Regions from separate parts of the Homo sapiens genome. Here region 2 is linked to region 1. A link is a loop called in an ENCODE intact Hi-C map of the cell type or tissue named here. Cell type or tissue: heart left ventricle. All regions are shown on one strand. Each heading gives the region's core, and the rest is flanking DNA. Links, peaks and the distances in the headings are about the cores only. Region 1 overlaps LOC101929667 (a long non-coding RNA gene). Region 2 overlaps SLC8A1 (solute carrier family 8 member A1).

Evidence for each region. Peaks named below come from ENCODE experiments on the same cell type or tissue, not always from the same donor. Only the 100,000 strongest peaks of a DNase experiment are listed, where the experiment ranks them.
Region 2: a loop joins it to region 1, with 7 times the contacts of the local background. A loop is called at or near these places in 37 of 110 quality-filtered maps.

The regions. Positions count from the first base shown.
Region 1 is chr2:40,553,633-40,556,555 of GRCh38, reverse strand. The region is part of intron 4 of LOC101929667 (a long non-coding RNA gene); the gene reads right to left. Among named protein-coding and RNA genes, the nearest start is that of SLC8A1, 100 kb to the right of the region's middle. In heart left ventricle, for the core only: CTCF peaks have their summits at 1,460 and 1,664 (motif pointing right); no DNase peak of the experiment used is centred there; H3K27ac peaks cover 17 bases.
Region 2 is chr2:40,446,874-40,449,796 of GRCh38, reverse strand. The region is part of intron 1 of SLC8A1 (solute carrier family 8 member A1); the gene reads left to right. Among named protein-coding and RNA genes, the nearest start is that of SLC8A1, 3.8 kb to the left of the region's middle. In heart left ventricle, for the core only: a CTCF peak has its summit at 1,124 (motif pointing left); no DNase peak of the experiment used is centred there; H3K27ac peaks cover 702 bases.

The DNA of each region.
Region 1 (2,923 bases), core at 291-2,790:
GGTCACTCTCCCCTTTCTCTCTGGTTCATTTGGCCATTCTGTCTAGAGAGCACCGCAGACACTGTGCACAACAGAGGCTTTAAGTAGCTACTTCTCCATATCCAGAGGTTTAGAGGATTGAGTAAGAATCTAACTTTACATGCTTTTAATACAGCTAATTACAAGCACATGTGTTGTTAGGGCCTCAGTTATTTAGTATATGGGATGTCTTTTTGATATATACTCCTCCAGGGCTTATCTTTCCTTTCCTACTGTTCCCACCAACTTAAGATCAGATTTATCTGAAAGGAATTTTGGCTTATGCATCTATAAATATGCCTATTAATATTTTTTCTGTAAATACAGAAACAACACGTTAGCCTTATCAGTGAAACCTTGGGCCTCTTTACTATCACATTTTCAGCTTGCATTAGGATCATAGTAAACTAGCTAAAGGAAGAAAAAATAAATAAACTGTCATTCTAAAGGTTAGCCTTCTTAATTAAATGAAAACTCACGCAGCAGCATTAGAAAATGAAGTGACTGTAGCCTGTGCTCTTTTTGAGGGGACCCTACAGAGCATCCAGCCCATCCTGCCAAAAGCATGGCAAGCTGAATTAACCCCGGATGGATAAGAGGCTGCTGCGTTACAGTGGTGGTTTTTCGTTTGCAAGCAAGTGGAATTGACTGTGTGTGTCTGTTCTTGAAACTGTTCCATTTCTAGCCCACCTCATTTTCACCTTCTCTTTGATTTACCACCACCACCACCTTGCTGTTCCCTGGAGCTTCCTGCTTTCCCTACCACTGTCTTTCAGCTGAAGCCAATGTGGAGAAAAAAATCAGTAACAAGGTTCTGGGTTAGGTACTTTCACATTTATAAGTTCATTACCACCTCTTTTTATAGAAAAGCAAACTGAAATTCAGAGTTGTTAATGATTTGACCTAAGATCACACAGCTAGTGAAGTATGAGAGTAGACTGATCTATCTCCAATGCCCATTCTCTTTCCATAAGAACAACTGTTTGTATTGCTCTCCTTGCATTCCCACTGCCTTCATTCATAAAACTTTTCTCATGGTCTCCAGGATCACACTGCACCCTCCCAGCACCATAACAGAGCTGACTCTGTCTAGACCTTCAGCCTAGCACTGTCCTACCTCTTCCTTGATTTTGTTATTTTTGGATAGGTTCTTGGCCCCTTCTAGTTGGCCAGGAGCTCTGTGAAGTCCTCACACGAGTAAGTAAAGCCAGAGGTTTTCCAAAGCAGTGAGAAAACTGCACGTTTTGAGATCGGCAGTTCATTCTACCCCCCTCATTTCATGGTTGTATCATTTCTATCATCCTCTAACAAAATAGCTATGAATAGTCACATCATGACATTGCCCTCCATTTCAAAAATTAAAATATTCTCACTCTGTGATTTTTTATTGGTTATACCTGTATTCAATCAAATATATTGATTATATCTTTTCTTGATAAATATAAAAACAATATGATAAAAACTTTTACATAATCCTAATAAGTTAGAAAATTTTTCCAGACTCTCATTTTTTTAGTATAAAGAAGGGCTTTACATTAATTATACTTATTCAAACTCTTGGATTTGAGGGTTTTCCAGAGGGTGAATGTGTTTAGGCACAGCTGCCACACTGTGCAACTCCATAGTGCACTATCTGCATTGAGCTCCAGGGGGAGCCATTGAGATTGTGATTGTGATGGTATCTTCCAAAGTGGAAGACAGTGAAGTGATAAGGTTTGAAAAGGTGGTTTGCGTGTCTGGCTGTAATTAGAATTATCAGGGGAGCTTTTAGGACTGAGTTTCACTCACGGCAATTAAGCCAAAATCTCTAGGTGGATCTAGGCATCAGTAACATTTCAAAACCGCTGGTGTAGAGCATGAGATCTTGGAGACGTGAAACCCAAAGTTGAATCCTAGTTTTGGAACTCTCCAAGCTTCATTTTCTTCATCTGTAATAAAATAAGGCTATGAATTGTTCTTACTTTATAGAACTGTAAATATAACCCTTAGCATTGTACTTCTAGTTAACATTTCAAGGTAATTAGTAATCACTACTGTTATTATTATGAAGAAACATATCACTACTGTTCTAATACCTCGATGTCTTTAAAAATAAAAAAGGATAATATACTACCAATTAAGCCACTTCTCAGAGATTCAAAGGGCATGTAAAATATAATTTATATTGGATGAGTCAGAAGATAATTCATTCAGTTGAACCTGTAGAAATCCTACTAAACTGCGAAAGTGGAGAATTCTACTAAAGATAGCACCTTCTACAATCTGACAATGAAAACCCTGCCATTGCACTTTTGCCTTTGGTTAATTTATATTTTCATTCTAACCACTCTGCACTTTGTCTAGTATATCAGTGTTACTTCAACTCTCTCTCAAACGCCAAGCATGAATTTATAGTGATTTGTTAATTACCCCTAGTGATTTCAGGTACTTCAAAGTTAACCTCCTAAGCAAACCCCTTCACAATTTAAGCCCAACCAATAGCAAGCCCTGTCAAATACATTTCATGAACATCTGGCAAGCATTAATCCTCTTCTCCATCTTCTCTCCAAGGCTAGGAACATCTCTTTTTTCGTACTCCTTTACCTGCTACTGATTCCTAATTAATCCTCATATGCTAAAAATAACTTCATAAAAAACAGATATTCACAAATCACTTCTGCTTTAAATTTCCTTTTACTGCCTTATTACCGACAGAATCAAGTCCAAAGTCCTTAGAGAATAAAAACCTTCAAGATCAGACTTTCATTAAACTTTTCAGAATCCTCCCTCCACCCACCGCTTCTTGATAAATGTCCTGATCTAACCACTCTGAATTCCACATGATCTCTGAATCTGCCAGTGTGTCTTTGCATACAGTCACCATTTTCTTTTCCTAGCTAACTGCTAATTATCTTTCAAAGCTGAA
Region 2 (2,923 bases), core at 131-2,630, 110 kb after region 1:
AAGAGTGTCATGATAATCAGACTTTACTGTCTTGAAAGCTTAACAGGGCTGAAGGAGGAGAGTAATGAACTAAAATATGAAGGCTTATTTTCTATGTATCTATCTACCTATGTCTTTACTTTAATATTATTATATAGTGGTTCCTACTGTAACGTTTCAGATTAAGCACATAGCCCTTTTGTTGACCAGGGGAAGAAAAGAGCATGGGAGTAACAGTGCTTTGACTCCCAATAAAATTACAAATGGAAAGTGAGGTATAGTCAGTAACATCTATAGGACTATTTGCAGGAATTATGTTAATTGCTCTGTTAAGCTTTCTGTGTTTTGAAAAAATAAAATATATTCCAAGAGAACTTCAGCATCTGTTAAAAAGCTATGTTTAACATGCTTTTGCCAGGCAAATATAGACTTTTATTTACTTGCAAAATAAACACATGATTCCTCTTAGTATTCAATCTATTTCTTTGACAAAATAAATGATGAGAAAAGCTGTGCAGATCCAAGGAAGTTGCAATTCCCCTTTAAAAAGCCAGCCAAGGCATTCATTTAGCTCATAGATGTGGTTGTCTCAAAGTAAGTGCATTTTGGGACATTAATGTCTGTGTGTTTTTTTTTGTTGTTGTTTTTTGTTTTTTGTTTTTTTTTTTTAATGTTGCAATTCAGTGAGACAAGTTCTTTCTTTGTGATGCCTTTTAGGTACAGGGAGGATAGTATATAGATAAGAAGGAGACTGCCCTAAAAATATGGCAATAAACAAAATTCAAACTGAAATATAAATTAGATCTGGAAAAAGAAATGCAGCCTCTAGAAGAGGCTGTTAGAGCACATATGTTGCATGTTTTATATTTTCGTAGTATGTTGCTTTCAAGTAAACATTAAATTGTCACTTTATATTTGCTAAGAATTTAGGAATCAACATGCTATTATCTCTCTACTCTTCCTGGTCCCTTTATCTTTTTGTTTTTGCCCCCAAGGATAAATGTGTTTTGCTAAAATATTATCCAAATATCACCCATACTTGTAGTTAAATCCTTCATCATAACCTCCCATACCTCATACACCCCTCATCATAACCCCTACCAAATGGTCTCCCATCTGACCAAATTCTACTGCTCCCTCTTGTGGCAAACGTTCTGCCTGACTTTCTCTGGGTTCCAGAATCCTATCTGACATCACTTATGGTTCCCTTAGCTGTCTATCACTTTGGCTCTAATTCTTGGTAGTAAAGGTGGCTAACAAAACCAGTGGATTTCTGTACTAGCTGTTTCCACTTTTCTTTTTAAACGAAGGTATTTCTGTTCCCTAGAGATATAGCTGAGATTTAGTGGAAATAAATATCAGGTGTTTTCTGACCCATTGGGATGGACTAGATTCTGAGAATGTGAGCTTTCAGCGTCTGCCTTTGAGATTCAGATTTGGATTCAGGACTAGTCCAATGGGGCCTCATTAAGTGCAGCGGGATTACTTTCGGTTTTCTTTCTTCCTCTTCCAAAATCTCTTTTTCTCTCTTTCTCTCCCTGGCCTCCCCACTCTGTCACCTTCCATCCCCAGTCCTCCATGCACACATATACATTACAAAATACGTTTTACACAATATATATTTTGAAGACCTAATCAATGACTAGGTTCTCAGTAGTACTTATTAATCAAACAGTCCATTTTCTGATGTATTTTCCAGTGCATTGACTTATAAGACAGTTGCTCGTAGTCCTTGCTGCCTCAAGTGATTTTTGTAAGTTCTCTTTGCAGAGACTATATTGAACAGTAGGTGTTTTAAATTTACATTTGTGATTGTCCTTTGATCTGCCCAGCCAAGAGTGTAGACAGTAACAAGACAAAAGTTTAAGTGAATCACATTTCCACCTTACCTGAAACTTCCTAGTGAGTTTCAGTAGAAGGAGGGGAACATGTGGAAGAGGAAAAGCTCTGGCAGCTGAAGCAAAGAAAATGCTTTTGTGATCAAGGGCAAGTGCATTGCAGGCAGCAGTCTATACAGTGATTTGAGGGTGGGCAAAGCATTCCCAGGTTCAAAGCATTTATTTCTTGGGCAAAATAGTATCTGAAACTTTCACAATTAGAACCATTCATTTGAATAAAGGAATTCTATCTAATAGACCCTAATAAAATGAAATATTATCCGAGAAGGAGCTACCATTAATTCTCACAAATCATTAGCATATGTTCTTTCTTTTTTTTTTTTTTTTTTTTAACTTGGATTGGTTTATCAGGTCAACTGGCAGACAAAGTCCTGGGGGCCTGGAACACAGGAAAATACAGAGAATGTGAAAGAGGTTTAAAACTAGGTTGCTGCCCAGTTAGTGCACTCAGGGCCATTTTGGTGGGGAAGTTTGGGGCGATGTGAGTGCCCAGGAATGGGGCTGTTGATGGGGAGGGATAGAGAGTAGCCAGACAAAGGCAAAGATAAACTCTCCAAAATTTGGCTTCTAGAGCAACAAGGGTAATACAAATTTGATACTTTCTTGAAGATTTAGCCATTTAAGTCCTCTGAGGAGTGGGCAAAATATTTTCCCTAGAGTGAAATTATATCCTTAAAATCTTGAATAGATTCGACTGTATCATTCTGCAATATGTATTAATGCCCGTAACCTAGAAAATGCTAGTGTGATACCAATTCAGACAAATGGTTTCTTGTACATGTAATAGATCTAGGAAACTAGATGTAAATATTAAAGATCATCTTAATTTTTTTAAAAAGACAGATTAATTACTTTGTTGATATCATTGCATGGTAAGTGAGAACAATTAATAATTTCCTGGTTGGATCCAATGTGAGAGCAAGTCAAACAAGGTAGTGATTCAGCAATTTACTTCAACCAAATTATGATATTTATGGAGCATTCAGTGTATACAAGGCCCTGTGCTTGGCTTTTCAAAGAATGCAGATGATGAAGAAAAGTTAGTG